3 separate regions of the Mus musculus genome follow, and regions 2 and 3 are each linked to region 1. Evidence: chromatin loops called from intact Hi-C (ENCODE). Cell type or tissue: gastrocnemius. All regions are shown on one strand.

Region 1 (8,000 bases):
CATCTCGGGGAATAGGGGAGGGGTCGAGGGGGAATTTTACAAAGAACAAAGAAGCAGGCATCTGCTGACATGGGGGCCGAAGTCAGGCACCAGGCAACGGGCACTCTGCATCTTATCTCCGGAACATAGAGCCTCCTTGACAGCCTTGTGTGTCGGGCCAGGCTCAGGCGTAACTCATGTCCTTGGATGGCATGGGAGTTCAGAAAGAAATAGGGAAGAGGGGACTATAATTCAGCTTTTACAGCCTCAGGTGCCAGGAAGGGAATAGGGAGGAGGGAGTGATAACCAGCTCCTAGCACGAGGCCATTTGGCCTGTTAGGGAGATTGTGAAGGGCTCGCTTTCTCACGGGATGGTCTCTGACAAGGAGCCTGGAGAACCACCTGAGGCTATGGTGATGTCCCAGCCAGGCTGCCACCAAAGGTTATGTCTGGGTCTATGGCCCTATCACAGCTGGGGTCCATGGCCCTATCACAGCTGGGGTCCATGGCTCTATCACAGCTGGGGTCCATGGCCCTATCACAGCTGGGGTCCATGGCCCTATCACAGCTGGGGTCCATGGCTCTATCACAGCTGGGGTCCATGGCCCTATCACAGCTGGGGTCCATGGCCCTATCACAGCTGGGGTCCATGGCTCTATCACAGCTGGGGTCCATGGCCCTATCACAGCTGGGGTTCATGGCTCTATCACAGCTGGGGTCCATGGCTCTATCACAGCTGGGGTCTATGCAGGGAGCCACCAAAGACCATCTGGATGTCAGTGGTCTGTGCTGCCACCTGAGACCATGTTGATTAATATCTGGGGGCTGTACTGACACCAGGGTCAAATTGAGCTGAATGCCCTGTGTAACTAGCTGGGGCCATGGCAATGTCCTGGCCTGGGCTGCCACTGAGGGCCATGTCTGAGTTCGTAGTCCTGCTGCAGTTGGGGTCTATGGCCCAAGATACCACCGAAGGCTACGTGGATGTTCATGGTCTTGGCTGCCACCTGAGACCACGTGGATGTCTGAGGGTCCTGATGCCGCCAGCCTCACGCTGTTCGGGTAACTGACCTGTTCAGGTTCTCAGACCTTACTTCCCAGAGGTAATCATACATACCCGATACTAAAGAATGTTACTAATAAGCCAAAAAGTTAAGGTGTAATCACTTGTCCCCTGTTGTCTCAAATGTTCTGAAATTCCCGTCCACTACCCTCCTTACCTCACTCAGGACCAATCAGCTTAAAGGCGAGCCAATGATGGTTTGTCTAGTGAGCCAGAAATGCTGCACCACGTCACTGCTTGCCTTCGAACTTTTGAACCTGGGTTTTCCTATAAAAAGCCTGCCCTGAGGACAGACTGGTATCACTATTAGTTTTTCCTTCTTGTGGTCCTGGATGTTGTATTATGGTGTGCGATCAATAAACTATTCTTGCCTGACTGAGAGCGGTGCAACTATGATTTGTGTGGCGATTCCCAGACCCCAACAAAACTTAATATCTGGGATTCTAGAATGTTGGGTAGGGCATATAGAACATGGAAAAACTTTACAAAAACATGAAATTACAGCTACCATATAGTCTATTATACTCCCAGGTATATAGCAGGGGTAGAGGGGGCCACACACGTACAGCTCCATTCATGAAAGCCAAGCAGCATGCCTGTCATAGGAGGAATAGATAAGGAAAATGTGCAATACACACATCATGACATTTTATTCAGGCACAAGACAAGAAGAAATCATGCCATTTTGAAAAGCTGGGTGGACTGTGAGAAGCTCGGAGGAAGTAAACATGACTTAATTCCAAACTGCATTGCAGGCTGGAGGGATGGCTTGACGGTGAAGAGCGCTTCCCTACAACAAATCCCTGCTTCTGATCTATTGGACATTGACTTCATGGGGGCTGGAGAGATGGCTCAGTGGTTAAGAGCACTAACTGCTCTTCTGAAGGTCCTGAGTTCAAATCCCAGCAACCACTTGGTGGCTCACAACCATCCGTAATGAGATCTGACGCCCTCTTCTGGTGCATCTGAAGACAGCTACAGTTATTTACATAATAACTGTATGTAAATAAAGAAATCTTAAAAAAAAAAAAAAAAAAGAAACTGACTTCATAGAGTAAATTCCTTTTCTAGTTAGGGTGACTACCAGCACTGCCAGGATGAGGCAGTAGATTTGCTACAAGTTACAATTAGCCTAGTCCCTACCCCAACTGTAATCTGTGTTGGTGTGTGAAATTCTGACTCAAAAAAGAACATTTTCCGCTTAAAACAAAACAAAACAAAACAAAACAAGGGTTGGGAGAGATGACTCCATGGCTAAGAGCATTGGCTGCTCTTTCAGGAGACCAGGGTTCAAATCCCAGAACCCTCATGGCTGCTCACCGCTGCTCTTACCTGCAGTTACAGCGTTTCCGACATCCTCATACAGACATATACGCAGGCAAAACATCAATGAACATAAGCAAAATAAATTATAACAAAGATAAAAGTGAAAAGTCACATTAAGCACTTTCTTTGTTTAAGCAACCCCAGGACATTCTTAAAATAGGAATTCCTGGATTTTGACAAAAAAACCAAATCGTGTTATTTTGATGCCAGCCACATAGAAAGACGGCCAAGTTAAAAATAAAATTTGCCAGACACCCAGACATTCCACCCTGTTCGCTCGCCCAGCCCCAACTCTGAGGAAGGAGTGAGGAGCCCCTTCCCTCCCCAATGGCTTTGCCAGTAGTGCCACCCAGCACTGGGGTTTTTGCTCTGCTCAGGTGACAAGATAAAATGAGGTCCTAGGCCATCTTTACCACTTGTCTTTCCTTCTCCCTCCTCTTTTCTGTTTGAGACAAGAGTCTCTCTATGAAACCCTGGCTGTCTTGGAACTCACTTTGTAGATCAGGTTGGCCTTGAACTCAGAGATCTTCCAGCCTTTGCCTCCCAATTGCTGGGATTAAAGGAGTGCACCACCACTGCCCAGCTACTTAAAATTGTGTGTATGTGTTTATTTGTTGTGTGTGTGTTTCTCCATGTAAGTGTGGACACTTACAGATTCCAGGATATAGCACAGGCTGTCCAGGAGGTGAAGTGACAGAAAGTCATGAGACATTCAATGCGAGTGCTAGGAACCAGACTCAGGCCCTCTGTAAGTGCAGTGCTCGCCCTTAAATGCTGAGCCACTCTCCAGCCCCACCTTCCTCCCTCCCTTTCCTTCCTTCCTTCCTTCCTTCCTTCCTTCCTTCCTTCCTTCCTTCCTTCCTCCTTCTCTTCTTTCTGTCTGTCCTTCCTTCCTTCCTTCCTTCCTTCCTTCCTTCCTTCCTTCCTTCCTTCCTTTATTTTTTTTCTTCTGAGACAGGTCTCTGTCGCTCAGACTTGCCTTGAGCTCCTGGCTCTCCTGACAGAGTCTTCCTAGCTTTAGGATGCTGGACTTGCAGGCACTTCCATGCCCAGCTAAATAGGCATTATGTTTAAGTGTGTGCTTACACAGAATATTTGCGCATGTGAATTTTCATGTATCTTGCTTACTGTTTTGGGACAAGGGTTTGAGACAGGGTTTCTCTGTGTAGCCCTGGTTAACCTGGAACTCACTCTGTAGACCAGGCTGGCCTCAAACTCAGAAATCTGCCTGTCCCTGCCTCCCAAGTGCTGGGATTAAAGGCCTGTGCCACCACTGCCTGATTATTTTGCCAGTTTTTAATAGGATTCTTCACACTTTCCTTCAGTTTTGCTTTAAATTGATACTAATTTTTTTTTTTTACAGATTTACTTATTTTATTTATGAGTACATTGTAACTATTTTCAGACACACACCAGAAGAGTGTATCAGATCCCATTACACATGGTATGAGCCATCACGTAGTTGCTGGGAATTGAACTCAGGACCTCTGGAAGAACAGTCAGTGCTCTTAACCACTGAGCCATCTCGCTAGCCCATAAATTGCTACCATTGATGTTATTATTATTTGAAATTTTTAGAGACAGATTCAGCCTAGGCTAGCCTCAAATTCCTGATTCTCTTGCTTCATTCCTCTGAGCCAAGACTACAGGTATATCTGGCCCCACTCCTTTTGGAAGCAGGCACCTATGTCTCCGTGCGTGCATGAGTGCGTGCGTGCATGTGTGTTTCTGTGAGCCTCATCCCATGTATGGAGATCAGAGAACTATTTTGTGGGTTGTGTTTTCTCCTCCTCTACGTGGTACGAGGGATGGACTTTAGACCTCCGGGCTTGGCTGCAAGCATCTTTATCTGCTGCTTTATCTTGCTGCTTTCATACCTGGCAGTACCATCTTGCTTGTTGCTTTTTAATTTGTCTTCATTTTTTTCCCCCTGAATTTCCCTATTGAACGACTTCACAGTTCTTCAGTTCTAGGAAAAATGAAAAACAACAAAATGTTGATTATCCTCAATTCCCCTCTTCTTTTTTCTCCCTTCCAGGGATGGGGTGTGGGGTGGGGAGGGGGCGGTGTAGGGGATGGACAAAAACCAAATCTTGATCATCTTCTTGCCTCTCTCTCCTTTCTCTCTGCTCGGTGATCTCTGATGGAGCCCGGTTTGTGGAGAGCAGAGCAGCACTGAACCCTTCTCTTTGTTTTTATCTTTGGAACCCTAATGCCACCTGGTGGCCATGTGCAACAGCAGATTTCTAGATTTAAAAATGAAACAAAAAACAGTAAAAATTTATCTCATCCATTTTAAGTGGGTCAAGTATCCATGAGCAGATTATCTGGTGGTTCTGTTTTAAAGACATTGTCCAGATCTCCAGTCATCAGACCGCTTGACTGGTTCTAAGGGATCCCATAAGAGGGTCTCATTCCCACACCTGGAAGACAGTGCTGCTCTTGGCCAGAGGCCTCAGCTCTGCCCAGAGAAGCCTCCCCCTAGCAGCCCAGTGCTGTGTCTGATTACCCCAGAGCAAGAGAACCGCCATAAGGAAGGAGAAAGCTGACTCATCTATTTTTAGTGTAAAACGTTTAATTGAAAAACGCTCATTGGGTGTGGTGTGTTTTATTAAATATAAAAAGTAAATTTACTTTTATTAAATAGAAGTTTCTATAACTTCCCAGGGCAAACTGGTTAAATTTGGAAATCTAGTCAGGGGACCCCCCCCCCCCCCCCCCCGCCTTTCAGAGACCAGCAGCACGGGAACAGAGCGCCCAGGCCTCTCCTCCGCCTTGCAGGTGGTTCTTCTTTTCCATCATGAGCGGTCTCCAAGATGGTGGGGTTGGGAAACCCTCTAGTCCAGTCTCTTAGGAAACCTCATTTTTAGAACATTTATTTTTTATTATATTATATTTGTTTAATATTTTAAAATATTTTAATATTGTTTTAATATTATATAAATTTATTATATTTATATTTATTACATTATAGAACCTTTATTGTTTATTTTAGAACATTTATTTTTAGTTGTGTCTCCCATAAGAAATTTATTAGATTGGGTGGTGGTCTTGCACGCCTTTAATCCCAGCACTTCGGAGGCAGAGACAGGCAGATATCTGTGAGTTTGAGGCTAGCCTGGTAGAGAGAGTAAGTTCTGGGACAGCCAGGGCTATACAGAGAAATCTCATCTCTAAAAATAACAACAAAAAAATTTATTAGAATAATTATTTAATTTACAGATGACAGAGGAGGTGTGGCCTTGTTGGAGGAAGTGTGTCACTGTGGAGACAGGCTGTGAGGTCTGGACAGGGTGACAGTCTCTTGCTACCTGTGGATGTAGAACTCTCCTCCAGCACCACGTCTGCCTGCACATTGCCATGTTTCCGGCCATGCTGATAATAGACTAAACCTCTGAAACTGTAAGCCAGCCCCAATGAAATGTTCCCTTGAGCCAGGCAGTGGTGGCATACACCTTTAATCCCAGCACTTGGGAGGCAGAGCAGGTGGATTTCTGAGTTCGAGGCCAGCCTGGTCTACAGAGTGAGTTCCAGGACAGTCAGGACTACACAGAGAAACCCTGTGGAAAAACCAAAAAAAAAAAAAAAAAAAAAAAAAAAGAATTGCCTTGGTCATGGTGTCTCTTCACAGCAATGGGACCATAACTAAGACAGTAACTGAGGAAGACTTTGAGCCTCTGATCCTCCAGCCTTCGCCTCCCAAGCACTGGGATTGCACATGAGATCCACCACAAGTCTGCCTGCCACTGAACTCACACTTGTTCCAGGAGGCTGGACCTCGGGTCTCCCAGACTCTCGGCTGCAGGGAAGGAGGAGCCCTGGGTGTCAGGTTTTGCTCCCCTCACTTTGTCTGTCTGTGGAGCGGTGATCACTGTGTTCATTCTGCCCCCAGTGACAAGGGCTGCAAGAAAAGCCTCCTGACAACTTTTCCCAGCATTCCAATTGTCCAAACTGACTGAGTTTGCAGAGTCTGTCCCAGGATGCTGTCAGGAGTGACTGGAAGAAAAGTTGTCCTGTCCTCCCTACAGGGACAGGACACAGAACACTGACAGTTAAACTGTGAGGGGCCCCACACAAAGCCCCTGGGATTAAAGGCGTGCACCACCACTGCCTGGCCTTCTGACAGCTTTCACAGTTGATATGCTGTGCAATTTGACTAGGCACCGTTGCTGTTCTAGGTTTGTTCTACCTGTTACTGAGATTGAAAATGAAAGATCCTGACAGAATGTAAAAGGTCACAGAAGTCCTGAAATTAGCAAAATAGATTTCATTGTTAGCAGAACTAGCTTCACTGATTTAGAAAATTAGAGATGCACGATGCTCTGGCCGCTCCTAGAACCTGTGTGTCTGCCAATGTTTTGATCGTTCCTTGAACCCAATTGTGTGCCCACTGATGAAGCCAGGTGTTTGTGATATTGGTTGCTGGGGAAGAGTCAGAAAATCTCCCCAGCAACCACAGCCGGCCAATCCAGAATTGCTACACCTGCACCAGACTCTTTCCTTGTACCCCTCCCATACCCATTTCTTGAGAAGTCAATCCCTACAGGCCAAGCATTCAAATATGAGTCTAGGGGACCATCCCTAGTCTAAACACCACACACAAGAACATGAAACTACTCAGCTATAAGATATATGCAGAAGACCTAGGTCAGACCTCTATAGCTTTTCTGATCTCTCAAGTTCCCATGAGTCTCAGTTGACTGTGAGCTGGATTTGCTTGGTGTGTCTCTAACCCCTTTGATTTCTCCAATTCTTCCTCCCCCTCCTCTGCAGGACTCTCTGAGTTCTACCTAGCATTTGACTATGGGACTCTGCATCTATTCCCATCAGTAGCTGGATGAATTCTCTCTGGTCTTATTGATGAAGACTCTGCTAGGCTACAGTCAGTTGCTTAAATTTTTCTCATAGACCTACTTTTAATATAGCTCTTAATCTCTTTGACCTCTCTTCTAGCCCAATACCTACCCCAGGTAGTGGAAGAGAAAGGTTATTAGGGGGACTGGAGAGATGGCTCAGCAGTTAAGAGCACTGACTGCTCTTCCAAAGATCCTGAGTTCAAATCCCAGCAAACACATGGTGGCTCACAACCATCCATAAGGAGACCTGACACCCTCTTCTGGTGTGTCTGAAGACAGCTACAGTGTCCTTAGATATAATAATAAATCTTGAAAAAGAAAAGAAAGGTGATTAGGAATGTGGGAGAAGTGGACCTGTTTATAAATTGTTCTTTGGAGCAAATCCCATCTCTGTTGTCGGGAAAGCAGTAGTTCAGTTTACAGGAATCGGGAGCAGCCACTCAGCAGCTCCATCCACTCACAAACACTCCACGAATACACCAGCAGTCCAGCTCAGCAGCGTTGGCATAGCAAACATGAATCAGCAGAAACAGCCAGGTCTGCAATGCATTGTTGGTCTTTAGTCTTGGCTGATCGTCGTTTCTTTGAGTCACTAGGAGCAGCCAGGATCAACAGGGGTGCCAGGAGAAGGTCTGTGTTGTGCCTCTCTCAAAGAATTGAAGATCAGTCAAGACTAGAGACCAACAATGCATTGCAGAGCTAGCTGGGCAAGACCCTGTCACTGTCTGTTGGGTCCAAACATCTCCAAACATCATGCGTCCTCCACGGGTCTTGCC
Region 2 (8,000 bases), 210 kb after region 1:
GGAATTCAACAAGTAACCACCCTCCTAGGTCACCCTCGGTGGCACTTTCAGCCCCAAATGCTCCTCCCAAGCTCAAGTCTGTACCTAGCCTGACCTCTCCTTACTGAAACTTAGTCCTCTGCTTTGGTTCCTGTGGTCGCGAGGGAAAGTTGGAGCAGAAAGCGACGCGCACAGAGCCCCAGATAATGCAGAGAGATCAAGGTGTGGACACACACACACACACACACTATCACATCAACAAACAGCGACCCTATACGACCGTCCGCACACGCCCACTCCCAGCCGGCTGCCTCAGGCCTTACTCCATGGAGACCGAAGCCAACCTGAAATTTCTTCCGCCGACCACAAAGATCGGACCTTCCGCATTAGCGGCACCAGAACACCAAAAGCCTATGCGCTAGTTTCGGCGTGGTGACCCTAAAAAATGCAGTTATCACCAGCAAAGCCCCCGTGAAGCCCGGCTCTTGGGGGCGGGGATGCCAGATCTGCGAGCGGAGCCCAGTGGTTTGTGGGAGTTCCCACGGGGGTGCGCGCTTAAAGGGGAGGCGCCCTCCTTTGAGTAAAAGTTACTTCCGGTTCTGCGGGGAACTGATTTTCTCGCCCTTAAAAAGGCAGGGATGCTCTAGATAGAAAATGTGACTGAGGACCACATGCTATGCAACAACCGTACTGTGTCTGTTAGACAGGCTAGACGATCCTCATAATAAAACTAGTCGCATTGAAAGTACTGTAATCGGTCTAAAAGCTAAAGTACAGGTTTGTCACATTAGATTTGAAAAGAGGTCAGACCCAGCTATCTGTTAACTTCAGAAAATATGTTAAAGATAAATACTCTAGCAGATTCAAAGTGACCATCTTTACATAATCAAAAGAAAACTCAAGTCGATTATAAAATGGAGGCAGATTTGGGGGCAAAGAACATTGCCAGTGATAATAAAGAGGCCAAGACATCAAGTGATAGTAAACATGGCTGGGCGTGGTAGCAATGGCTTTTATCCCAGCGATGGGGAGGTACAGCCAGCTGCATGTCTGTGAGAAGAGACCACCGAGGACTACCCAGTGAAACCCTGTCTAAGAACTAAAATACACTCAGATTATGGTGGCACATGCCTTTTACTCTTTTTGTGTCTGAGTTACCTCACTCAGGATATTTTCTAGTTGCACCCATTTGCCTGCAAAACTCATGATGTCCTCATTCTTAATAGCTAAATACTATCCCATTATGTAAATGACCCACATTTTCTGTATCCATTTTTCCATTGGGGGACATCTGGGTTGTTTCCAGCTTCTGGCTTTCACAGATAAGACCTCTATGAACACAGTGGATTTGTGGTATGGTGGGGCATCTTTTGGGTATATTCCAAGAGTGGTATAGCTGGGTCTTTGTGGTTGATCTATTTCCAAACTTCTGAGGATCCTCGAGATTGATTTCCAGAGTAGTTGTATCAGTTGGCAATCCCACCAACAATGTCTTAGAGCTCAGGCTCTAAGATCCAGAATTGATAAATGGGACCTCATAAAACTGGAAAGCTTCTGTAAGGCAAAGGACGTAGTCAGGACAAATCAGCAACCTATAGAGTGGGACAAAACTTCACTAACCCCACATCCTATAGAGGGTTAATATCCAAAATATATAAAGAACTCAAGAAGCTAAGCTTCAAAAATCCAAACAACCCAACCACAAAATAAGGTATAGAGCTAAACAGAGAATTCACAACAGAGGAATCCCAAATGATGGAGAAGCACTTAAAGAAATGTTCAAAGTCCTTAGTGATCAGGGAAATGCAAATCAAAATGACCTGAGATTCTACCTTACAACAATCAGAATGGCTAAGACAAAAAACTCCGGTGACAGCACTTGTTTCTACTGCACTTTTGAAACTTAAAGACTGTATCTATTTTTAAGATATCCCATAGGCTAATACTAGACCAGGAGTCCCCAGCTATATCTAGGTGACTGTTTCTGCAAAGCTTCCTGTTTTGTTATTCCACTGGCTTTTGGATCATTTATAAAGATGCTTAGCCTTCTGTCATGCCAATGTGTTCCGTCCTCCTTTCTCTCCACAGTGTGATTCTGGTCAGTCTGCTCCATCACAGTTCTTTTCTTAGTGCTACCCCTTATCCTTCATGGAAGTAAAATCAGATAATTGCCCTCCATTTTCTCCACAGGAGCTGTGTGGTGCTGAATACGTAACTAGAGATTAATGTCCACCACAAGCGTTTCCTTAGCTGCAGTCACTTGAATTCCTCCTGGGGTTCTGCAGGCCACATCCCCAGTCTCAGCTCTTTCTGCCTCTGTCTCCTGCTCTGTGTGTGCATAGCTTTCCCTCCTCCTCACACCTCTGTCTCCTGCTCTGTGTGTGCATAGCTTCCCCTCCTCCTCCTCACCTCTGTCTCCTGCTCTGTGTGTGCATAGCTTCCCCCTCCTCCTCTCACCTCTGTCTCCTGCTCTGTGTGTGCATAGCTTCCCCTCCTCCTCACCTCTGTCTCCTGCTCTGTGTGTGCATAGCTTCCCCCTCCTCCTCACCTCTGTCTCCTGCTCTGTGTGTGCAAAGCTTCCCCCTCCTCCTCACCTCTGTCTCCTGCTCTGTGTGTGCATAGCTTCCCCTCCTCCTCACACCTCTGTCTCCTGCTCTGTGTGTGCATAGCTTCCCCTCCTCCTCCTCACCTCTGTCTCCTGCTCTGTGTGTGCATAGCTTCCCCCTCCTCCTCTCACCTCTGTCTCCTGCTCTGTGTGTGCATAGCTTCCCCTCCTCCTCACCTCTGTCTCCTGCTCTGTGTGTGCATAGCTTCCCCCTCCTCCTCACCTCTGTCTCCTGCTCTGTGTGTGCAAAGCTTCCCCCTCCTCCTCACCTCTGTCTCCTGCTCTGTGTGTGCAAAGCTTCCCCCTCCTCCTCACCTCTGTCTCCTGCTCTGTGTGTGCAAAGCTTCCCCCTCCTCCTCACCTCTGTCTCCTGCTCTGTGTGTTCATAGCTTCCCCCTCCTCCTCACCTCTGTCTCCTGCTCTGTGTGTGCATAGCTTCCCCCTCCTCCTCCTCCTCACCTCTGTCTCCTGCTCTGTGTGTGCAAAGCTTCCCCCTCCTCCTCACCTCTGTCTCCTGCTCTGTGTGTGCATAGCTTCCCCTCCTCCTCACCTCTGTCTCCTGCTCTGTGTGTGCATAGCTTCCCCCTCCTCCTCACACAAAGATGCATCTGTGTTTCTTTCCAAGTTTTCTCTCCTGCTTCTGAAGGTGACTGTAGGCATGTGTTGAGAAATCCCTTCATCCCCTTCCCCCTTCCTTCCTCCACCCTCTTCTAGATCTATCCGTGAGTGAGCCACCCCTCTCCACAATGAACATTGATTTCCATACTTCCGTCATGTTCTTGTGGGGAGTTTTGGTTGCCGCTGTTCATTTTGTTTTTGTTTGATTTTGGTTATAGTCTTTTCTACATAAGATTTCTCTGTGTGGCCTTGGCTGTCCTTTGTGTTCCTCTGCAGACCAGGCTGGCCTCGAACTCAGAGATCTGTTGCCTCCGCCTCCTGAGTGCTGGGATTACATGTGTGTGCCACCATAATTGGCTGAATATTTATATTTTAAATATGTCAGACCTGAATCTACTGAATATGAAGTATGCCTATTGTAATTAGCGAGCCTGGGCCGCTGCCTTCCCCCCCCCTCAATGCTGAACGACCTTTAAATCCCAAGGAGTCCTGGATCGCCTGGGACTACATTTACTGAATGAGTGACGCTCACCCTCTTCTCTTTTCATTGTTCGTGTGTGTGTGTGTGGTGTGCACTTTTGCATGTATGAGTGGGAGTCAGTGTGCTCACAGATGTGCAAAAGCAAAAGATCAATAAGAAAGAAACGATTCCAAACAATGCAAACTAAAATGAAAATGTCACAAGAATACAATTGAGATCATTGTGTTGGCTAGTTACTCCTGGCATGGAGTCTGCCCTGAGGTGTGGTTGATATACCCAGCAAGACAATAGTGGAGAAATACAATTTTTCCATTGTCAGTGCATATTAACAACAGAGAGTTCACTTGTCAGAGGTCAGAGCCCATGTCTACTCCCCTCCCCCCCACACACACACCCCATCACTGTTGAGAATCTGTCTGGTGTAAACCTGTGCATGCTCTGTGTGCTGCATGGACTCTGAGAGTTCATGTGTGCATCATCAGTCTTGTTGTGTCTGTAGCCCTTGTCACTGAGGGCAGAATGAACACAGTGATCACCGCTCCACAGACAGACAAAGTGAGGGGAGCAAAACCTGTCACCCAGAGCTCCTCCTTCCCTCAGTCATGAGTCTGGGAGACCCGAGGTCTGGCCTCCTAGAACAAGTGTGAGTTGAGTGGCAGGCAGACTTGTGGTGGAACATGTGTGCAATCCCAGTGCTGGGGAGGGCAATCCAATTGGATCAGTAGTTCAAAGGCATCCTTGGCTACAGAATACATCAGAAAACTGCCTGCATTTTCAGAGTCTTACCAGAAAGGAAGAAAGAAAGGAAAAAGGGGAGGGAGGTGGGAGGGGGAGAAGGAAGGAGGAAGGAGGGATGGAAAGAGGGATACAGATACACAGACAGACAGACAGACAGACAGACAGAGAAATTGTCTGAGAAGGAAACGGGTAAACACTCTGAGATAAGCATCTGCAGTGTCCTGACCACAGGGCATCTCAGAATGCTCTGGGGAAGCCCCAGAAGGGCTTGGCTCTGATGATTCAGGAAGTTCTTCAACCAGGGCAGAGTCTCTTCTTAGCAACTCCCCTGCTGTATCTCCTTGATTCCTCCCTATCCCGAGCTTATCCCCGTCCCGCGGGAAATAAACACAGGACACACCAGATTCTTCCACGGTTAACTTTTACTTCTATATCATATTGAGGTAGACAAAGAAAGCTCAGAAAGTGTGTGGCTTAAATACTTTTGGTGACGTGTCTAAACTAGGACTGGTAGCAACACCCATGATCCTCATGCACCCTGGGGATAGGTTAAAGCCCCCAGGGGTTGGGCAAAAGCCTCGGAGATGGACTGGTGACTTTGGCTGGCTGTGCTCTCGCAGCTGCGCACAATGAGGTTTAGCACCATCTAGTGGCGGCACGTAGATTGCAGCCCTTTACATCTCCCCCTCTATAATTTATTAAAATGAGGCTGGTCTAGGCCTATGTAGTTACGTCCATCTGCTGTGGCCCCTGTTTTAGGTCGTTCCTCCAATGTCACAGCCTTACCCGTTATCGGGTAACCCTATCACCACCGGGCCCCATTGTCTTAGGTTGGTCTGTGTATGAGGAAAGTTGCCCGTCTTTGGATACCACAGTGTTGTGTGACTATAACTGCTAAATGGCCTAGGGTGAACTCTACAAAAGAGGCCAGCCAAAAATGAATTAGTGGAGAAATCATGATCACCTTATCACATGCAATGAGGAAACCTCAGCAATGTGCACGGACTGATCAATGATCGTTGAGTTTCTCTCATCTCAATGCAATGTATCCACAATTTTGTGGGATGCAAGGACAGAGAACTCAAATGCCAACTAATTCTTGAGAATAGATAGCCAAATTTCAGGGGAGGTGCCTTGCTCTATGGCAGCAAGTGCTTGAGCAATTACCACCTTGTCACGTTTCTGTTGAGATCTGAGTTTGCATACCAGCCATAGAAGAAACACTAGTCCACAACACAGGGTTGCACCAAACAGGCCCACTCCCACCCACTGTTTAAAATGTGAGAATACAGAGGACATCCAGGAAGAAAGTCCTTTGATTCCATCGATCAATGATGGGTCCACGCGCGTAGAATTAATCGTCATCACTGTTGTACGTAGCGCCTCAAGCTTTTCGTCAAATCCTTCAGACCAGTTTCCTGTAAGAAACAAAGACAATTCTTTAGATAGATTAGCTGCATGTGTCCAATTTTCATATTGGACACTAGTAATACATAAGGCTACTGATTTCTTATCACAGCCAAGCTGAGCCAATTGGAGCAGAATTTCCAGTCTTTCCTCCACCAGGTCAATGCGCTGGTTCACTATCATTAGCCCACCTTTTAATTGGGCACTGAGCACTGAATGTTGATCGATGGCTTCTGCCACAGAGGAGGACAACTGCTCGACAGTTGTACTTGACTGGACTGATGTTGCCATAGCAATTCCAGCAGCTGTAGCTGCCGCCGCACTGGCAGCCATTGCCACCACAACGGCTGCAGTGATACCAAAGTCTCGCTTTTGTCTGTGTAAGGTTATGGTGGAAGGGATCTCCACGGGGACAGGAACCCATCGTGGAATCTTGGCAAGCATTGCACGGCTGGCCCACTTAAGGCTCCAGCATTGTGACATCCAGCAGGTTTCATTAGTACAGGATTCAAAGGAACCATTGGAAAGAATAAACAAGAAAGGGGTGTACACACAAACTGGAGTAGGTAAATAATTAGTCTGCTTTATCAGTGTCTTATTAAATCCAGTGATTTCAGTAGTAGAATTTTGATAAATGGTTCTATCAGGTAACAGAACTTGATGAAACTGAGCAAATTTTGAAATACCATTAAAAATCGCTTTTTCAGCAGCTCCTCCTTGGAGGAAAACCAAGGGATTAAGATCTGTACAGCTACCATTAATCCCACAAAGTACCCATTTATGAAAAGGATGCATTCTAAAGTCCTGTATGAAAAGTCCCTTTTTCATAACGTATTTCTGCTCTGGGTCATCTATCATGTTGGGAGAAAAGGAAAAAGTTTTACTCTGATCTGCCCAACGAGTGACAGAGGATTGACAATCAGACCAAGGCAGGATCAGCCCTTCATCTTCCAAGCTACAATGAGGAGCCATTTTTGGTTGATTGGGACGTTCTTTATCTGAAAAGTTAGGTGGTAGAAATGTACCATTAACCCAAGTTGCCTCATGCCAGAAGGTCCGATTTGTAAGGGTTATATCTCTGTTGGAAGTGTCTTGGGTTATTTTCACCACGCCTCCTCGATACTTAAAAAACATTCCCAAAGCTCGGCTGGTGAGTCTGATACAATTTCCTAGTTCATAAATTTGGAAACAGAGAGAACCTCGTTCCCTTAAAGAGCGTTTTTCTCCCAATGGTGCCCAGATAGGGTCAAATGGTAGGTATGGCAGGCCTAAAGTTTTATTGGTCGTAAAAAACTTGGGAAAAACAACTGTATTATGACGAACAGGCATGGGCTTAGGGAAAGCAGACAGAATTGCCCATCTATACTCTCCAAATATACTAGGAACCCAAATCCACAGAGGTAGCACGAGGACTAGAGGTAGTTTCCAAGGGATCCATCTGGGAGTCATCTTCAGGTGTCGGAATTCTCCGTGTCAGTCGTTCCGGCAGCCAGAATGGGTTGTCTTCTTCCTGTGGGAAAACACAAACAGCTCCCCTGGATCTTATTAATATAGGATCCGGGCCTTTCCAGAGACCAGTCAAAACATCTTTCCATTTTACCATCTCTTTTGGCCTGTCAGGCTCTGAACAGTGACGTTCAGCCGCAGTATGGCCTTGAGCATCAAGGTTTAAAAAATTAAGAGTGAAGAGTGCCATAGAAACAGCTACTCTTGGCACTGTGGGTAGAACTTCCTGGATTCCCCCCTTTTGTTTAATAAGGTAGGACTTGAGGGTGCGATGGGCACGTTTTACAATGCCCTGCCCTTGAGGATTATACGGAAGACCAGTCAGATGAGTTACTTCCATCTGGCGACAGAACTGTTGAAATTTTTGAGAGGTGTAAGCTGGTCTATTGTCTGTCTTAAGGAGTTTGGGTTTTCCCCAAGCACTCCATGTCTCGAGACAATGTTGTATAACATGAGAGGCTTTTTCACCTGTTAAAGGTGTGGCAAACATTACACCAGAGCAGGTGTCAATAGAAACATGTAAATATTGATTTCTCCCAAAGGAGGAAAAATGCGTGACATCCATTTGCCAGACCTGTAATGGCCTGACGCCACGAGGGTTTATCCCCACATGAGGGACAGGTAAAAATTTACAACAATTGTGACATTGAGTAACAATCTCTCTAG
Region 3 (8,000 bases), 70 kb before region 1:
CTGATTGAAGATCTATGATTCCATAAACACTAATACATTTGTATGTAAGCATACATCATATATACATAATATAGGGTCTTGCTAAGTAGCCCCGGCTGGCCTCAAATTCCGTTTTCCTGTCTTCGCTCCTTGGGTTCTGGGGTTACAAGTGTGCGTCACACTCTCGGATAATTCAATGTTATAAAAGATTTATTTATTCTTGTGTGTCTGAGTGAGTTTGTGTGCATTATGTAAATGCAGGTCCTCTCTGAGGCCAGAAGAGAGCATTGGATTCCCTAGGACTGAAGTTACACGAGGTTGTCAGTCACCACGGGGGTTCTAGGAACTGGACTCAGTTGCTTTGGAAACTCAGCAGGAGCTAACCCTGAGCCCTTTCTTCAACCCTTAACTTGATCCTTTTAATTGATGGTAGAAACCCAACACACACACATGCAGGCCTGTGCAGGTCATCAGCCTGGGGAAGTCTCTCCTATTTGAGGGCTGGAATGTAGTTGGTACACAAAGCCTTGAATCAGATCTCTAGTGCTGCATAAACTCCAAGCATGGGCATATGTACCTAATGCCAGCATTGGAAAAGGAGAGACGGAGATCTGAAGTGCAAGGTGAGGTTGGGGTTTGGGGTTTGTTTTTTTTTTTTTTTTTGGTTTTTCGAGACAGGGTTTCTCTGTATAGCCCTGGCTGTCCTGGAACTCACTTTGTAGACCAGGCTGGCCTCGAACTCAGAAATCCGCCTGCCTCTGCCTCCCGAGTGCTGGGATCAAAGGCGTGTGCCACCACGCCCGGCCGGTTTGGTTTTTTTTTAAAGATTTATTTATTTCATGTATGTGAGTACACTGTAGCTGTCTTCAGACACACCCAAAGGGGGCATCGGATCCCCATTGCAGATGGTTGTGAGCCACCATGTTGCTGGGAATTGAACTCAGGACCTCTGGAAGAGCAGTCAGTGCTCTTAACCACTGAGCCATCTCTCCAGCTCCCCCCACCCTTTTGTTGTTGTGGTTTTGTTTGTTTCTTTTTTGCCTGCATATGAGTATCTTGAAAAGAAATTCTAAGAGGATTTAAAATTTACACTCTTTGTTTGTGTGCATGTGCATGCTTGTGTGTGTGTGTGTGTGTGTGCATGTGTGTGTGCATGTGTGCGTGCGTGTGCATGTGTGTGCATGTGAGTGTGCATGTGAGTGTGCATGTGTGTGTGCGCGTGTGTGTGCATGTGTGTGTGCGTGCGTGTGTGTATGTGTGTGTGCGCGTGTGCGCGCGCGTGTGTGTGTATGTGCGTGAGTTTGTGTGTGTGTGTGCAGGTATATGTAGGAAGGGGTCAGATAACCACTTTGAGAGGCTGGTTCCACAGATGGAACTCACGTGGTGGCTACTGCTATGTTGCTGGCCCATAATGAACGAATTTCTTTCCTTTTCCCCCTCTTTTTTGAGTCAGGTGTAGCTCTGGCTGGCCCGGAAACCATAGAGTTCTGCTGCTTCTGCCTCCTAAGTGCAGGGATTGCAGGGGAGTGCCACCACAGCGCAGCCGCAGCCGCATTTTCTTGGTTGTCCTTATTGTACTGGTGGTCCTGGGCTGTCAGTGGGGACCCTTGTCACCTCCCCACTGGCTTTTCTGGAAATGGAAGGCAAGGGACAGAATGGCTAGGTTGCAGAGTTGCCTTTCCTCCAGGAAGTCCCCAGTCACACTTCAACCTAGAGCAAATGCCTCCTCTGACTTCTCCATGCTAGCCATGGCTCTCCTCCTGCGCTTCCCAGGATCAGCCACTTTGGGCTGTTACAGGTCTGTCTCTCCACTAGGCTGTGAACCTAGGAGATGTGGCTCTATCTAAATAATTCTTTCTCTCTCCTTTTCCCTCCCTTCTCCTTAATCTCCCACACCTACCTTTTCTTTGTAGTTCATGGCTGATCTGGAATTTCCTCGTTAGCACCAGATTAGCTTCAAACTTCTTTCCACTCTCCTGCCTCAGATGTCCGAGTGTGACTACAGGCAGGTGCTACCCCACTTGACTTCTGTTGTTGTTGTTTGTTTTTACATTGGCCCATCAACCCCCTCCCCCTGAACAGAAATTGAGCAATGGCTATTTGTTTATTACATAAAGAATCGATTCCAACGTATGTACTATTGTCCCGCACTATAGTACAATAGGTAATTTGAGGGGATTGTCCAAATCATAGAGTAATGAGAAACCAGTGTCTGAAGCCGGGCAGCTTGACTCCCAATCCTGTATTCTTATCCAACATGCCAAATGACTAGTGGGCTGAAAACCAGCTTTCCACAAAACTGATGTCTGCCCGCTCAGCCTTTTTCTTCTAGAAATCTCCGGGAGAACATGCAGTCGGGTGGGAGGGTAAGGACTGTGGGGACAAGGGAGAGGCGCCAGAACAACTAGACCCAGGCTGGTTTGAGGGTGAGCGAGGGGGAGTTTGGAGGGGTTTTTCTAGACCCATAGGGGGCAGCCGGAGACGGCAGCCAGAGATGTGGGGGCGGAGAAAGGGTGGGGACCGGCCCCGCGGGGGGCGATGCGGTAGCTGCAGCGGCGGCCGCAGGAGTTTCCCACAATGCAGCGCGGCGCGCTGTCCCCGGTGCTGATGCTCAGCGCTGCCCCGGAGCCTCCACCGCGCCCGCCTCCCGCCCTTTCCCCGCCGGGCCCCGGCTCAGCGCCTCGCCATGGCTCTGCTCGGTCGGGTCCTGCCCCAGAGCCGTCTGGGGGCCTGGCTGCGGCGCTCGACAGCAGCCTGCGGGCTGCCGTGGCGTTCAAGGCGGAGGGTCAGCGTTGCTACCGAGAGAAGAAGTTCCGAGAAGCCATTGGCAAGTACCACCGGGCACTGCTGCAGCTGAAGGCGGCTCAAGGGGCCCGCCCTGGCGGTCTGCCCACCCCCTCCCCGGGACCCACCACCAGCCCGGGGCCCGCCCGCCTCAGCGAGGAGCAGCGGCGCCTGGTGGAGAACACAGAGGTTGAATGTTACGACTCCCTCACTGGTACGGGGCCGTCGGGGGGCGCAGAGGACTCGGGTGAAACGGGTGGGTAGTGAGGGGGTAATCAGGAGGCTATAGAGCCTGTGGTGGCTGGAAGCTGAAGGAGTCAGGGCTGTGGTCTGGCGGGGAAGACTACAAAACTTGCTGAGGAAGAGAGTTGGGAGTAGATGAATAGGGCTTCTTGGATGGAGTAAGCAGGGGCTTGAATAATGAAACGGGCTCTGGACTTGGTCTTCTAAGCCCCACTTCCCTGACTCATTCTTTCCCCCGGTCTGCCACGCATGAGCCAAGGTTAGAAAGGCTTACCCTGCACCGGCTATTTCGTTCTTGGACCCTCCCTCTATAATTACTTGGGAAAACCTCCAGCTAATTGCTTCAGACTTGTCTGTCCTGCGCCCTCTAGCGGCGGCGCAGATAGCTCTTATACTAACAGGTTAGCTGATTAGTGTCTCCTGGTGGCCAGAGCAATCCCATATGCCCAGGGGAAGAGGTCAGGTTATTTGAGGTCATGTGAATCCTAGGGGATGCAGGCTGTGTCTGAGACTACAGGGTCTCTGCATCCCACAGCTTGCCTCCTGCAGTCGGAGCTGGTGAACTATGAGCGGGTGCGTGAGTACTGTCTCAAGGTGCTGGAGAAACAGCAGGGCAACTTCAAGGCCACCTATCGTGCCGGCATTGCCTTCTACCACTTGGGTGATTATGCACGTGCGCTGCGCTACCTACAGGAGGCCCGCAGCCGAGAGCCCACAGGTGAGTGGCAGGGCTGGGCTGGGCAGGGGGTTAGAACAGAGGAAACCTAGGCGGGAGGACCAGGGCAGAGCCAAGCCACCCCAGGGAAGTGCTGTTACCAGCTCCAGACAAGCTCTCTCTAGCTACCTAAGATTCCTCATACACTCATCCAGCACCCATCCACCGTCCCCAAAGGTATACTCACCTTGTTCCTCTGGCATTTCCCCAACCAACTCTCTTCATTGGGAATTGAACCTAGGGCCTCATGCATGCAAGGCAAGCACTCTACCAACTAGGCTACATCCCCAATGCTTTAGCCCATCCGTGTCCCTATCCACTCACCGACGATGGCCTTGAATATTTCTCCCCCCACACCCATATTCCTTCACTCCCTCCTGGTCACACTCAGCTCCTCTGTCACCTATGGCCCTCCACTCATCTGCTTGTAATGCTTGTTCTCTGCCCTCGGGAAGAGCAGTCAGGGTACTCATGTGTCCATGTGTGTGTAGACATGACACAACCCCATGGGGAGGGGACACAGCAGGAGCTAGATGTAGGGCTGTGGGAGCAAGGAGGCAAGATTAGCTTTCCCGTGAAGTGGTTTGCTGAGAACAGTTGTCACTTGGGGATGAGTGGAGGTGGGAGAGGAGCCTCTGCCGACAGAGCGACAGAGCGCGGCTGCTGCCGCTGCCACACGTGTGAGGTAGGAGGTGTGAAATCTCTCTGGGTGGCTGGTACAGCTGAGGTGCCGGGAGTGAGGTGCTGACTGTCCTGAGGACATAACTATCGGCTGCTGTCTCAGGACACCCAGATAATGTTCCCGTCCCTCCCCTGCAGACACCAATGTTCTCCGCTACATCCAGCTGACTCAGCTGAAGATGAACCGTTGCAGCCTCCAGAGGGAAGACAGTGATGGTGGCACTGGAGGCCCAGCTCGGAATGTCGTGGGCTGAGGCCAAGGGGCAGCCTCTACCTTAGTCCCTCCAACCCTACTGGGCACCTTCCCCTGACCTGCCCAGCTCGGAATGTCTGTCGTGGGCTGAGGCCAAGGGGCAGCCTCTACCTTAGTCCCACCAACCTCACCGGGCACCTTCCCCCGACTCATGCGTTTACTGGTAAAGCCGCTGCCACTGGCGCCTCCTTTGTGTGGTCTTATTGTGGGGATGAAGGACAGGTCTATACCTAGCTGTCACTTCTGCAGACACCCAGAGGCCCAGGGAGGAAATGTAGGGTTTAAGGGTGTCCCACTGTGGAGTAAATCAGCATCAGGGCCCAGGCAGGGGACGCACACACAGCCAAGCTTGGTAGGGGGCAGGGCTTACCTTTAATGCTGCGCCTTGTGCCAGATCCCCCACAATATTCTGTCCCTGAGTATCCCTGCCCACCCACCCTCTCCCCACAGCAGATTGGGCTCAGAGCTCCACAACCTGGGGTACAAAGGAATAAATTAAGTGTCCTCCCCTCCCCCCTTCCCCAATAAATAGAGTGAGTATCCTGCCCAGGGCCTCCCCCACCTTGGCAAATGGTGGGCTGTGGCAGGCCTGGGGCGCTACATTCATGGCTGCCCAGGCGGGTGGTGGTGGGCAGGTCTCAGTGAGAGCCATAGACCCCACATAGGGGCACTGTATTGTCCTGGCTCTGGCCCTCCATGTCCATGTCCAGCAACGTGGGTTGCACGCTGGGGGGCCCAGGGCTCTCTGGAGTGTCTGGCCTGCTTGGAGGCGAGATGCTGAGTGTCCGGCCAAAGGAGACCAGTTTCCAGGGATCCAGACGGGGGCGGCTGGCAGCAGGCCGGGGTCTTGGGGCAAAAGTGAGGGTGGTGGGGCGGCCAGGGAACTCCAGGGGCCGGCGTCGGGTAGGGAACAGGGCCTGGGGGTCGGGCAGTCGAGGGAAGTCCAGGGGGTCTCGAGGACCTAGGGAAAGAGGATCACATGCGGTGAGGGGTGGGGTAAAGGGCGCCGTTTCTATGCCAACCCCATCCTTGGAAAGTGGCTACTGGCTTCTGAGAGACTCTCAGAACTTGCTGCACCTGCTTTCTAGGAAGGCCACAGCCATGAGCAGCCCCGCACTTGGGTCTTGAACAAGTTCTCACAGTTTCCAATGGCTTGTTCTGGAAGATGACCTTTTTACATTTTCTGTGACAGGCTGGTCTGGAACTCTGTGTAACCGAAGATGACCTTGAACTCCAGAATATGGGGTTGTAGGATTGTGAAAACATCCAGTTTTATGTGGTGTTGGGGATCACACTCAACATGTTAGACAATTCTTCTACCAAAGGAGCTGTACCCCAGTTCATCTTTCCATCTTAGGGACAGAGTCTCATGTAGCCCAGGCTGGTCTCAAACTCTGAGTGTGGCCCAGGCTGACCATAAACTCCTGACCCCGAGTACTGGGTTCACAGTGTGTGCTGCTACTCCTAGCCTGCATCTCTGGAGTGATCGAAACAGCGCATGGCTGGGGCTGAGAGATTCAAACCTGACTACAGTGGCTGTAACCCAGAACCCAGGGCCTGAAGGGCACAAGTAATTCCCGACCACGCCCTCCTGACCATACTGCTGGCTAATAAGCAGAGAGGACAGTGCTGATGGCTACCAATGCTTCCACTTGCCATCATGTCACCTACCCTGTCCTCGCAGACATTATATTGACATTGCCCAATTTATCCTATCTCAGGCATCCCCAAGACCCACAAGGGGCCCGGCAATGACGGCTGGGGTGGCTCAGAAGGAAACACGGGTCAGTAGTCTGTGAAAGATTGCTTGGACAGGCCCCACTCACCGTGGTTGGTGAGCTCCAGAGGCTCCCGTTGTCTCAAAGCCCCATCTGATGGCGTCCGCCTGTGTCCACGGCTCACAGCGTGGGCGGCAGTGACGTGGGTGGGCGTAAGTGACTGCCGGGGGTCCTTCTTGAAGCTCTCCAACTCCACGTCCACGAGAGGATTGGTGCTGGGTGAGGGCGCGAGCGGAGAAGGCGGCGGGGAGGGGGCGGCAGGGGCAGCCTCGTCACTGTCAGAGCGCAGCAATGAGCGCGTAGAGTTACAATCCGATACAGAGGATAATGACACCAGGGTGGCCGAGGGTGCCAGACCCAAGCCTGGGGCTGTGTCTTCGCGGCGACCTCCGGGGCGCCCGGTTGGGCTGAGACCGCGAGGGAAGCGGCCGGGGCGCGGGAAGAAGAGACTGTCCAGCCAGCGCCGCTGCTCCTCACCGTCCCCGGCCCGTGCCTCGGCCACGTCGGCGCCCAGGCCCACCGCACTCAGCAGCGTGGCACAGCTTAGCAGCGCCAGGTCGCAGCGCCTACGAGCTCCGTGTCCTGGCCGGGAAGGGGTGACAGCCGGCGGCTCCCAAGGCGCCTGAACACAAGGAGAAGGCTCGGCGGGCAGAGGCACCTTGAGGTAGGACGGGGTGGAGTAGGGAGAAGGGGGCACGTTGTTGCCTTCATCTGCCTCCGCAAATTCTTCTGCAATGGGAGAGGTCTGTCACTCAGCCGACCCTGCCTTTCCTCACCTTCCCCTAGAATTGGTGGCAAGGACTTCTTCCAGTGACCTCCAAATAACAGCAAAACCCCCTCTCCAGGTGCCACTGTCGTCCTCAAATCTCTCTCTTTAAAGCCTTGCTTCTGAAAATGAGGGCGGGTCCCCAGGCCCATTGCTGCTATCTCTTCTTCTGGGCATGTCTCACCTAGGTCTGGGGGATGTCCCCTCAGGCAGGATTTCTCCTGTCCCCACCACTCCCCAGAGCACTCATACTCTCTTACCCATCTCGTTGAGGCTGGCGAAGCCTGGGGCCATGGGGGTGTGCTTAGGGGATTTGCCCAGGTTGGGGGCGCTCGAGGACCACTGCTTGCTTCCTTCCCCCAGGGCCTTGAGCCTGCAGGGGCACACAGGGAGATAGGGTCAGGGCAAGGGTTAGGCAGGTATGGGGTGGCTGGCAGCTATACACTCATACCTCTCCTCTCCTCCAGCTCGCTCCTTCTGCAAAGTGGAACTGGGGCCCCATGTCCTGCCTTTCTTCTTGCCCCCAACCAGTTCTTCCTTCTTTGGTGGCCCACTGCGGCTCCATGTTCCACTACCACTGCTGCCACCACAGTCCATGGGAGTCACTGCATGGAGAAAAGTGATAAGCGAGTCAGAGTCACAGAGAGGCCCCTGCCAGCCCAAGGAACTGTTCTGACAGCCACTCCTGCTGTGAGTCCTTCCCTAACACAGCACTGCTATCAGGGGAGGGCCTAAGGCAGCAAAGCAGCCAGCTCCTTAAGCTTTGCCCATTCAGGTCCCGAGCCTGTATCCTCACTCCCT

What was found. A loop is a pair of places that touch in the nucleus more often than their neighbours do. Peaks named below come from ENCODE experiments on the same cell type or tissue, not always from the same donor. Only the 100,000 strongest peaks of a DNase experiment are listed, where the experiment ranks them.
Region 2: a loop joins it to region 1, with 13 times the contacts of the local background. A loop is called at or near these places in 11 of 42 quality-filtered maps.
Region 3: it touches region 1 in a loop (4-fold over the local background); 18 of 42 quality-filtered maps call a loop at or near these places.

What each region holds. Positions count from the first base shown.
Region 1 is chr7:27,721,211-27,729,210 of GRCm38, forward strand. No RefSeq gene overlaps it. Among named protein-coding and RNA genes, the nearest start is that of Zfp60, 6.2 kb to the right of the region's middle. In gastrocnemius, a CTCF peak has its summit at 4,592 (motif pointing left); a DNase peak (open chromatin) is centred at 4,535; H3K27ac peaks cover 317 bases.
Region 2 is chr7:27,928,972-27,936,971 of GRCm38, forward strand. Zfp974 (zinc finger protein 974) reads right to left here and starts at 487. Exons shown (of 5, transcript NM_001374027.1): 1 at 324-487. In gastrocnemius, no CTCF peak of the experiment used is centred here; a DNase peak (open chromatin) is centred at 437; H3K4me3 peaks cover 1,218 bases; H3K27ac peaks cover 980 bases.
Region 3 is chr7:27,651,371-27,659,370 of GRCm38, forward strand. It overlaps Ttc9b (tetratricopeptide repeat domain 9B), which reads left to right and starts at 2,554. Exons shown (of 3, transcript NM_028417.1): 1 at 2,554-2,977; 2 at 3,542-3,724; 3 at 4,541-4,837. The coding sequence starts at 2,557. The coding sequence ends at 4,656. Map3k10 (mitogen-activated protein kinase kinase kinase 10) reads right to left here. Exons shown (of 10, transcript NM_001290528.1): 7 at 7,651-7,804; 8 at 7,460-7,572; 9 at 6,482-7,162; 10 at 5,005-5,616. The coding sequence ends at 5,294. Gm38973 (a long non-coding RNA gene) reads right to left here and starts at 2,862. Exons shown (of 3, transcript XR_881908.3): 1 at 1,880-2,862. In gastrocnemius, a CTCF peak has its summit at 3,397 (motif pointing left); DNase peaks (open chromatin) are centred at 2,547, 2,857, 3,379, 3,696 and 3 more places; H3K4me3 peaks cover 316 bases.